Linked DNA regions of Homo sapiens: all the other regions are linked to region 1. The links are chromatin contacts, found by Hi-C or POLR2A ChIA-PET in ENCODE. All regions are on one chromosome and are shown on one strand. The core of a region is the stretch at or near the end of the contact, and the rest is flanking DNA. Distances in the headings are between cores, read along the strand shown.

Region 1 (3,575 bases), core at 325-2,824:
GGCATAGATTAAGCAAATTGCCCAAAGTCTATTCAACTCAAAGTGCAGAGCCAGGATTTGAACCCTGACAATCACTCCCTTCCAAGCCACCACACTACGGCTGCCTGCCTACATGTACTGCTCAATAGCAACCCATAGAGAACTTATCTGCATCATAGCCCATCACCCTTCTAATCTCAGAAGTCCAGTTTAGGGATTCCTCCCACCTTTTTGGGGAGGGAGAACTTGTGAGCTAGGAGGTGAATGATGAAGCAAATGGATGATACAGATGGTAAGTTTGTGATGTTTGGAAGCAGCATTGATATAAAAATGTGGCTGTACTGAATGATTGTACAACTCTTAAAGCTTTCTACATTTTACATATACAGTCATCTCTCAGCATCCGAGGAAGATTGGTTCCAGGATGGCTCAAGGTCCTGATATAAAATTGCGTAGTATTTGTATATAACCTATGTACATCTTCTCGTATTCTTTAATCTCTAGATTACTTATAATACCTGATACTATGTAGATGCTATGTAAATAATTGTTATACTGTATTATTTTCAAATTGTTTTATTGCTATTTTTATTGCTTTTCCCTGAAATATTTTTAATCCACAGTAGGCGGATGCAGAACCTCTTTATACGGAGGGTCGACTGTGTAGGAGTGAGCTAGTTTCAGTTAAAGCAGCGGTGGTTGGTACTCATCTCTCACCTGCCCCCACGTAGTGTAGCTAGGGCATCAGGGAGTACTGATCTCTGGCATCATCTGGGATCAACAGGATTTTCCTGCCTCACAGGCCTGTGAGCACATTAGAAATACACCTGCTCAGCTCAAGTCAAAGTGAGAAGCTTTTGAATGGAGTGATAACCGAGTAGGCAGTATCTAAATAAAGATGATTGGTTCAAGTCTCAGTGGACAAATGTGTACGTTCTATTACTGTTGACTGTGACTTTGAAGTATATGGTGTTCATTAAGCAAATCCAATCTGATCGTATGAAAAGAGCACCCCAAAAACCAAAATGAAACCATTTATCAGGACTTTTGTAGCTATGAAAATATTTTAGTGTGTTTTGAAACAAAAAAAGTGATTTATACTCAAAGGCTTTTAGATATAGAAAATTGGTATTTTCATTTTTCCTTTGTGTTGTTTCTTGAATTCTTTTATTAGCTACTCCTCTTCCTGTTTCCTTCCATTTTGGAACTGCTTTCTTGAGGTAGCTAAGTTACAAACCAACCATACTTTGGTTTCTGCACATCGTGGCATGTAGGAAGGCCTTTTTTGCTAAGCAGTATGTTGTCCTAGTGGTTTCCAGTAGGGTTTTGGAGGTAGGGGAGTGAATGCAAAATTTTTCTGCATGTGTGTATGTGTGTGTTTATATCTGTGTGTGTTTAATGGTCTTGCCCTCCAATAGTTGTACTTGTTAAATGTTGCTAACTTTTGATGAGGGAAGTACTTATCTTCCCAGTTTAAGTAGATTTACATAGTTTACTGCCTTCTTCAAGATTAACTGGGTGTAGCTGCACGTGAGGAATTCAACAGTGATTCAGTGTTTGGCCTTGTTTAGAGGATGACATACAAAGCTGTTGATTAATCCTCTTCAGGCAGTTTCTGTTCACAGCAATTTGTGTTTAGTAGATTGGGTTTTGTTAAAGTTTGAAGATTAAACTTGTGCATAGAAGATATTTAAATGAACACTGCCTGAAACAGTCCCAATTTGTTGTTGTTTTAAAGAAAGTAAACGTCTTCAAGCTACAGAGATTGGAGGTTTAGTGGAGAGTAGCAGAAAGGTAAATTGGTATGTATAAGTAAGGTATTGGCCCATTTTTATGTTATGTTATCTCTGTGTATTTGTGGTCAGGTAGGATCTATGAGTCATGATGATGATATTTTAAAATCTACCCATACATAGCCATTTGAAAACTGTACAATTCATCGTGATTGTCCACTTTTTCTACTAGGGACCGTTTTGGCATCTCATTACATGTTCCATAGTTCACTTCAGGTTTTGAACATACTTCTAGTTTTTTACTTTTCCTTATTTTTAGAGATTACTGTCAACTGGGCTCACCATATATTAGTACTTTTATTTTTGAGACCTTTCTTAGGAGGGTAAGAGTCTATCTGATCCAGGTTTCTGAGAATATATTTATAAAGTACTCACCCAATAAATAAATATTTTAAGGATGTATAAACCTCAGTCATATTTAATCTTCATAGCATCCATATAGAGAAGGTCTGGAGTTTTGAGGCAGTGACATCTTAAGTGGCCTACATGGTGAAAGCTAGGTCCCTGGAGTCAAGGGCTGTGTCTGCTACTAGGAAAAAGAAAGCCCGTCAAGAACAGCTGTGGCCTCACTACACTTCCCTTTACTTGGCCTCCCAAAGACATGTGGCCCACAGTGTCCAGATTTCAGATGTGGGAATTGTAGCTCTTGAATGTATTAGTGTTTTTTTGTTTGTTTTATAAAGGCTTTCACAGATGACATACTAGACACTGAGTTAAATTTGAATTTCAGATAAACAGTGAATAATTTTTTAGTATAAGTATGTCCCAGATTTTCATCACACTGCATTTTTGAATTTGCTAAATCTAGCAGCCCTCTCTCAGGGAAATCCAATTCGCTTTTTAAAACTCATTATAAAAAAAATCATGATAATAAGACATACTATTACTTTTTCCACTGAAAAGTTTGCCCCTTAGCATATTCCTTAGGCCCTGATAACGCACGTTTCACATTTTACCTCCTTGAACCATTTGGTCCATGCTTCCGCCTGCACTCTACCTAATTGAAAGACTATGGCTTAAGTTGTGGCTCTACCATTTGCATGCTTTTTCACTTAACCTCCCTAAGTCTGAGTTTCTGCTAAGTAAAGATAATAGTGCCCACTTCACAGGGTAGTTGTTAATCCTTCTAAGGTGCTATTATTAATGTCCCCACAGAGCAAGCAACAGCGGGTGGTCCTAGGAGACTTCTGTGTGGTCTAGGGAGACCTTGACACAGTCGCCTAAGAATGGACCGTGTTTACAGCCTCTAAGAATGGACTGTGTTTAGAATGAGGGGCAGCCTGAAAAAGGGTAAGGACCTGAGGTTGAAAATGAAATTCTCAACCACATTTTTTTAAAAAAAGAAAGTACCAAGAAGTAGAAAAGTGGATCCCACCATATTTTTAAACAGTTGGTCATGGTTTATGCCCTCGATAGCAGAATTTGCTTCCTCTCTGGGGAAGACTTTCAATCCTTTCTTCTTTATTTCATGCAAATATATTAGGAAGGTAAAAAGAGCATTGATCATTCTTATCAGTGAAAAATGCTACTTTTTAATTTGCTGGAAAACAGGTTTGATTATTAGTATATGCACAATTATTTCCTGAATTCTTTCCTTTGTCTTGTTTGTGTATTTGATTTTCAAAGATATCGTCTTTGCATTACTCAGAAAAATAAACATTTTTTTTGTCCTTGGACATCTGTAGGTGTTTAGTGGGTGTTTGTTTTTAAACTCGCATCTGTACAGAATGCTTTGCTTAACACATTCTAAAATCTTGGTGTAAACTTTAAAATAGTATAGAACACACTGTGAGGAAAGGAAGA
Region 2 (3,575 bases), core at 1,076-3,575, 1.7 Mb before region 1:
TATGTTTGCTTGTATTTTTTAATGCTAATCTTGTGAAAATAATTGACAGGTGAATGGAAAACTCTATTTAGATGCATATTACTGTACACGGGACTATGCTTTTCTCAAAGCCCCATTAACTGCTTCCTATTATTTTGATAGTGGGACCACATACATAAAAATCTCTCATTTGTGTGGAGTCATTTCGATTTCAAGGGAGATCCTTGTGTTTTTCAGAAAGGGCAGAAGTGGGGGAAGAATAATTTAGTATCCTTATCTAGTGTTTGATTATCAATGCTGGAGAAAAATATCTGTAAGAGTGTTTATACAGTACACTTCAGTTTTCTTGATGATCTCCCTTTCCTATATGATGATTTGCTTAAATATCCATATTAAGTATAGTCTCAAGGTAAGGTAGGCAGCCTGAGAGTCTAGAGGTCTTTAGTTTTAAAGGAATCTAGCCAGTGAACATAATTCTTATTACTAGACTGCCACAAGGAAGAAATTAACTTACCCTGTATATCAGGGTACAAAAAATTCAATGATGTGCCTAAATAAGTTATAAAGATTTAGGCCAATCATAAGCTAACAGCAGTTTCAGGTAGAGGTGCATGCCTAATGTTAATTAGTGTAGATTCCATTTACTGCATTCTTTTGATCACTGAAATAAAAGCTATATAAGATTCAAAAAAATTGATTAACTCTGTAAAGACCCTATATTCAAATAATGTCACACTCTGAAGTCCTAAAGGTTGGGATTCTAATATATCTTTTGGAGGGACACAATTCAATCCATAACATCAAGTAACTGCACAACCTAGCTACCCTAATAAACTGAGTGTTGCCTAATCTACCACATGATAAAATTGGGCATTTGCAGGAGCATGCTATTATTAAGCGAAAATTGTATCTATATGATAAAGGAGATAAGCCCACCAGGTCCACAAGGCACAAGAAACTCAGACTAGCAGAAAACTTAGACTCTATGATGCCTGCTCCCATTGACTCAATGTCTCTCCCTCAGTGCACACCTATAGCTTCACAAGGAGTTTCCTACAACTAGGCAACAGATGAGGGAAAGGAGTCAATGTTATGCAAAGTAAGCTGGCACTAGCAATAAGTAGATGGCTGCTGCATCAGAGTCCCTCCCAGGGATGTCCTGAAACACAGCAGAAAGGGAAATCTTACTGACAAACAGAACTTTGAGCAGAACATCTGCTTTTCTATTTTGCAAGAAAAAAGAGATGGCCCAATGTAAGATCTACACTGACTCATCAGTGGTGGCTAATGTGTTGGCCAGCTGCTACCTTAAGGATTTGGAAAAAACAAGATTGAAAGACTGGTGACACAGAGGTCAAGGTGGGGGAGGCATGTGAGAGAGTCTCTTGAAATGGGCACAGGGTGTGAAGATATTTGCGTCTCATGGAGTGCCCTCCAGAGAACAAATTGACCTGTCCCGTAGATGTCAGCCAGCCTCCTGCCAGCTTCCTTGGGGCTTGCTGAATGTACAATGAGTGCCATGGTGCTGGCATGGAGATGAAGCACAGGCTTAACTCTCCAGACTTCCTTCACCGAGGCTGATGTGGCTTACCAATGCTGAGTGAGCAAAATGCTGAGAGTGAAGGGCAGCACTGAGCCCCCTGTGGCACCATTCCCCGTAGTCCGTGTTAAATGGCCTCTCTTCACAGCATCAGTTCACAGGGTCCAGTAACACCATTGACTCATCTTCCTCAGCAGTTGGAAGAGGGAGGAGGAGAGTTAGTTTCAGCCTCTGGAGTTGGGGGTGAGTGAGGATACTGATGTATCACAAGCAACTAGTGGGCAAGGGGGAAAAGATGACTGAGTTCAAAAGCAATGCCTGGATTGGAAATAAAAGATGGAAAATTGCATTAATTCATAATCATGTGGTAATGCCCCATCGGACTCTGCATTCTTAATCTTTTACCTCTACTGACAGAGAGGCTTTGCTTTTCAGCTGCTGTGAACAAGCTGAAGAGGCCTTATCCTCTTATCTGCAAGAGTGGAAGTAATCACAGGGGGCCCTAAAGGCAAATGTTTACCTGTGTATTTTATCGTGAAAGTGCCAAGGGTCCAGACCTCACCTCTCTTGTCCCACTTTATCTCCAGTACCTAGAAGGGAGGCTGGCACATTGTAACCACTCAAACATCTGTGGATGACTGGAATAAATGGGAGGATGTAGGAATGAATGAACGAATGAATAATCCTTTAGGGAACAATAGAGAGCTGGGGGAGGGAGAAGCCATACCTGATCTTTTATTCTTCTCCAAAACCCTTGAAAAGACTATGAGAGGCCGCATAGAGTAGCCATTAAGACCTTGAACTCTTAATTTAGGATCTACAACTTCCTAGCTGAATGGCTTGGCCAAGTTATTTATTCTCTGTGTACAGTCTTCCTTCCTGTAAAACAAACACAGTAAATGCTTAGAGCAGCACCTGGGAAAAAGTCAAGTTCCACATAAGTGTTACTGTCATTATTTTTGTCATCTTGATGAGTGTGTAAGCCTGCAAGACAATCGGGAAATTCCCTAGGGAGGGTGAATCCAGATACTCAGCTTCCAAGGGCCATTCAAGAGGGAACAATCACCTTTTCTCTTTGCCTTTCATACTGCTTTAGACCCCTCACTGCTTCCTAACATAACTTTCACTGGCAAGAGACGGAGTCCTGGGTTTCAGTTCCAGTTGCCTGCGGTGGGCTGTGTGAGTTTGCCAAAGTCCCCTGCCCTCTCTGGGTCTCGGTTCCCTCGCCTGTCCACGTGAGGTTGGAGGAGCTGAACGCCGACGTCATTTTTAGCTAAGAGGGAGCAGGGTCCCCGAGTCGCCGGCCCAGGGTCTGCGCATCCGAGGCCGCGCGCCCTTTCCCCTCCCCCACGGCTCCTCCGGGCCCCGCACTCTGCGCCCCGGCTGCCGCCCAGCGCCCTACACCGCCCTCAGGGGGCCCTCGCGGGCTCCCCCCGGCCGGGATGCCAGTGCCCCGCGCCACGCGCGCCTGCTCCCGCGCCGCCTGCCCTGCAGCCTGCCCGCGGCGCCTTTATACCCAGCGGGCTCGGCGCTCACTAATGTTTAACTCGGGGCCGAAACTTGCCAGCGGCGAGTGACTCCACCGCCCGGAGCAGCGGTGCAGGACGCGCGTCTCCGCCGCCCGCGGTGACTTCTGCCTGCGCTCCTTCTCTGAACGCTCACTTCCGAGGAGACGCCGACGATGAAGGTGAGTGCCGCGCCACGTACGTCCCCGGGGCGAGCTGTGGGGACCTCTTCGCCAAACTCCCCAAATGGCCCAAAAGCTGGCGAAACCGGACCAGGGACTCCCCTTAGGCGGAAGCCCCAAGGCCACCCTCTGACAGGTGAAGGGACGTCCCAGAGCTCTCGCTTAGCTTTCGGACCCTGGCTTCTGCTAGGACCCTGGCGTCGAGCTTTGAATGTCCCGGAGAGCCACTCACAGAACGCACGCCCGAACCCGGGCAGGGGTAGAGAAACCAACGCTAATGTGCTCTGAAGGCACAAGTTCAAGGGCACCCGCCTTAGAGAACTCCAACTGGCGCACTCCAGACGCCACCCCCACCCCCAGCCCGCGGTC
Region 3 (3,575 bases), core at 559-3,058, 1.0 Mb before region 1:
CACACACATACACACACCTTACTCCACCATGAAGCCCATTAACTGGGGCTTTTTTAGGCCATTCTTTCTTCCTATTAACTGGGGGTGATTAAAATAGCTTTTGCATAATCCTCCCCCTTCTCGCAGCTCAGTCTGTCCCCCTGTCCCCCTCGTTTCCTTTTAGAAGTCATTGGCCGATCGTTTTAAAAGTCGCTCGAGCCAGTCCACAAAGGCTTTAATTAATCATTCTCACCTAAATAAGTGTCAAGAAAATGTGTTAATTGGAAGGACTTGCCTTGCACATTGGTGTCCGCTTTGCCGCAAGGAACCCATTTGCCTCCTTGAAACCTCCAGTGATTGGGATCCGCCAAAATCACATCCACAAAAATATTGTAATGAGCCGTGGGATCGAGACCAGAAATGTTAAAACTTAAAAAAGGAAACATGCGCCTATTTAAATTAAGGGGTGGGGGGAGAAAACAAGGAAAAAAGAAACATAAATGTTAAAGATTAAATGCAAGAAGCGGGGCGCCAGTTAGCAAAGCAAAACTTGTACTTGCAGCAAATAGGCGAATATTTGCTGGATTAGAAAAAGGGTGGTGGGAGAAGAAAAGAAGTGCAACCCAAATCAGGGAGAGCGGCGGGTGAGCTGGAGTGGGAAGGTGGCAGTTATCACTGCCCAGGTGGAGAGCGAGGTTGGCGACCTGCGTCTCCACCTGTCCGTGCATGCCAGTGTTGATGCGTCCCTCCCATCGCCCAGCCGCTGGCCAGGGCTCTTCCTTTTTCTTGCCTTCCTCTGGCCACTGACTGGCTCTCCCACTATGTTCCTAGAACGGGGTCCCCCCCACCAACATCACCCTGGCGGTTATCCCTTCCACTTTCCCCCTTTCCAAAACTAGCCAACTCTAGGGCGCCTTCCACTCCGCTCCCGACCCCAAATCGTCGCTGCCGCGGCAGTCACAGCCTAGGTGCACTTGTCCCCGGCTGCGCCTAGAGCAGCGGCAGCCAAAAATGTAGTATTACCTTCCCTGTTTGGTGATGATCATCTCCGTTTGGTGCCGGTGAAATTTCAGCCAAAGGGGCCTGTTGCACAGGTACACCTGTGCTTTGCCGGGCACCAGCCCCGGCTGGGTGGAGGAGAACTGGTAGAACGGAGCTCCTTGGTAGGAGTGGCCGTACTGCTGTGGGTAGGGGTAGCCGGCCGTGGGGTATCCCTGCGGCGAGGAGTTGGACAGGAGGCTGTTGTAGGCTCCGTTGGTGATGACCGGGTGGTGGGCCATGTAGCGGCTAGGGCTGCCGATGGAGAAGGCGGGGTGCGCCGGTCCGTGCTGGCCGGGGTACGGGAACATGGCACTGGGAGCAGTGGCCGCAGACTGTGGCTGGCTGGACTGAGAGAGGAGGTAGCGATCTGCAGCAGAGCCATCGAAACTGTGACGAAGCTCAGAGACCCCGTCCAAGACAGGAGAGAGTTTACTTCTCTGGACGTCCCCTGGTGAGTCCTTGGAGTCAGGAAAATTGTCTGTATCTGACTGATTCGTCATCCCCCTGGTAATTTTTTTCAAAGGTGAACTTCTCTCCAGGTTGTCAGTGGTCGAGATAATGGGATGATCGTGCAAGACAAGCTCGGATCCGCCTGAATGTGGGTAGCTGCTGCTCACATTGAGAAATTTCTTGGAGAGCATGATAGAAGGAGAAAGGCAGTGCTCCAGCTGCATAGCTCTAGAACCTGAACACTCGCCCTCCCGTCCCTGGTTTTTAAAGTCCTATTTATCATAAACTAGAAATCCACAGACCCCCTCACTAGACAGAAAGCACTTCAACCAGCAAATGCTTCTCAAAGGTTTGATTTACTTTTTTTTTTCCCTGGGAGAAGAGATTGGCCAATTGACACTATGCAGCAATCAGAAAAGGCTCACTTTTGATCTTGCTGCTTGTGCAGCCGATGAAACGGCTCCTGCCATTGGTTAGCTGCTGACAGTAATTTAATTAGATAGACATTAATTAGGATAATCACCTGGCTCCTGGTAGCGACGATCATGGCAAATTGAAGGGGATGATTTTATTGTTGGCTTGGGGGGTGGGGAATGTGTGTTGGTTTACGTGAGCACTGTTGTGTCACCTTTAAGCTCTGTGACCACTGCTTTAGGAAGATTCAAAGATGTGGAATTTACTAAACATTTCCTACCTTCCCCCCCTTCCCCCCTTTAGAGCGGAGGGGCGGAGGAGGGAATTCGACGATGCTAGGAGACTTTTCGGATCTGAATGAGCCAAATATTCAGTTGAATGTAACGATTTCAAGTGCAAAGTATACAAAGCGCGAGCCGGTGGCCTCTTCTCGCCCTGTAAAAGTTCCAGAGTCTGTCTTTTCCAGCTAATACAAAAGCACACAACACCTGAGCTGGTGCTTTGTGAGCAGATCCTACATGTCCTCGGCGCCCCCACCCCCACCTTTTAAACTGCAAACATAAATAAATAAATCCCTGCTGCTGAGAGCCACAGCGACAAGCAGAAGGGGGGAGGAGAGGGGGCGAAAAGCAGCAACTCACCCACCAATCCACCCACCTCAGGAAGGTTCGGTTTCTTGGTTGAGTACAGAAACAGTGACAATCTATGATCTCCTTTTTAAGTTTTGAAATAATCATAAGCTGTCGGGCTGAAATGCCTTAATGTATTTGCAGTGATGTTTACCGGCTCTTTATTAAATATTTTATCAGCGCACTTGGTTGCAGATTATCTGAAGAACATCTAACTGGGGGCAGGCGCCATGCATCCTTCTCGTCCCTCTGCATTTCCTTCTCTCTGAGGTACTGGCTTGGCGACAGGTTCAAAAGCCTCGCCAGGAAAAGAGAGGGCCGAGTCCCCGTGCAAATGGGCTCGTCAGAAGCGCTGATCTGGGGAGACAGAGTGGAAGTGGTGTCAACACAGTAATCGCTACTGAAAACGTGTGTGTGTGTGTACGTGTGTGTGTTTAATGTTTATATAATCTGGAGGGGAGAAAAAGCATCCATGCCAATAATTTTTAAAAGGAAAAAGAATCTAAAGAGGAATAGAAAAAAACCAATTTAAAAAGATGTTGGCACAAATAAATAGCACGAGGCCCGAAGAGACCCCGAGGTGTAGGGAGGAAGTCTCCCAGCACCGGCTCTACAGAGGAGCCCAGCCCTCGGCCTGAGCCAGAGGGCCAAGAGCGGCAGAGGCTTTTTATCTGCCCAAAGCTGCCTCCCGCGGCCCGGCGCTCGCTGACCTGCCCTCCCGCGGCTTTCCTCCCGGACGCCGAGCCGCGCGGGAATGAGCAGGAGGAGCGCCGCCCAGAGCTCCGCTCGGCCCCGAGAGCTGGCCGGCCCGAGGGCGGGCTCCGCCCGGGAGACTGAAGGAGCAAGGGGTGAGCTGCGTCTGGCGCAGACCCCAGGGGCACACGCTCTTCCCGGGCTGGAGGAGCGGCCTGGGCACCTCAGCCGGGGGAGCCTCTGGCTTCGAGCGAGCGCGTCTGTCCTACCCGGGCCGGGGCAGCTCCCGGAGTGAGAGCAGCGCCTGGGGACATTGGGTGGGTCCTGAGCATGGGCGGAGACGGGTTATCCAGACTCGCCGCTTCGCCA

The links. A loop is a pair of places that touch in the nucleus more often than their neighbours do. ChIA-PET counts read pairs that join two places held with the same protein, here RNA polymerase II (POLR2A). Pooled maps may share reads with other maps.
Region 2: a loop to region 1 is called in a map with no recorded cell type, with 2.5 times the contacts of the local background. The contact joins the promoter of DPP4-DT here to the enhancer-like site in region 1. A Hi-C loop is called at or near these places in 1 of 37 single-sample maps with no recorded cell type and 5 of 50 pooled maps. POLR2A ChIA-PET finds 5 or more read pairs at or near these places in 1 of 52 experiments (activated naive CD4-positive, alpha-beta T cell).
Region 3: a pooled map shows a loop between it and region 1 (2.6-fold over the local background). The contact joins the promoter of TBR1 here to the enhancer-like site in region 1. A Hi-C loop is called at or near these places in 1 of 37 single-sample maps with no recorded cell type and 2 of 50 pooled maps. POLR2A ChIA-PET finds 5 or more read pairs at or near these places in 1 of 52 experiments (activated T-cell).

The regions. Positions count from the first base shown.
Region 1 is chr2:160,401,455-160,405,029 of GRCh38, reverse strand. The region is part of intron 1 of RBMS1 (RNA binding motif single stranded interacting protein 1); the gene reads left to right. Among named protein-coding and RNA genes, the nearest start is that of MIR4785, 4.6 kb to the left of the region's middle. Within about 2 kb of position 1,574, at least 8 of the 41 ENCODE cell types and tissues checked have a DNase peak (open chromatin) inside an H3K27ac peak, as active enhancers do.
Region 2 is chr2:162,073,607-162,077,181 of GRCh38, reverse strand. It overlaps DPP4-DT (DPP4 divergent transcript), which reads right to left and starts at 2,325. Exons shown (of 3, transcript NR_147697.1): 1 at 2,247-2,325; 2 at 1,571-1,704. DPP4 (dipeptidyl peptidase 4) reads left to right here and starts at 2,967. Exons shown (of 26, transcript NM_001935.4): 1 at 2,967-3,206. The coding sequence starts at 3,201. It also overlaps the pseudogene TIMM8AP1. RefSeq lists a promoter at 786-2,562, enhancers at 2,117-2,814, 3,249-3,448 and a silencer at 2,839-3,098.
Region 3 is chr2:161,414,530-161,418,104 of GRCh38, reverse strand. TBR1 (T-box brain transcription factor 1) reads right to left here and starts at 1,808. Exons shown (of 6, transcript NM_006593.4): 1 at 1,003-1,808; 2 at 275-429. The coding sequence starts at 1,694. RefSeq lists enhancers at 1,060-1,682, 3,444-3,575 and silencers at 3,104-3,153, 3,224-3,393.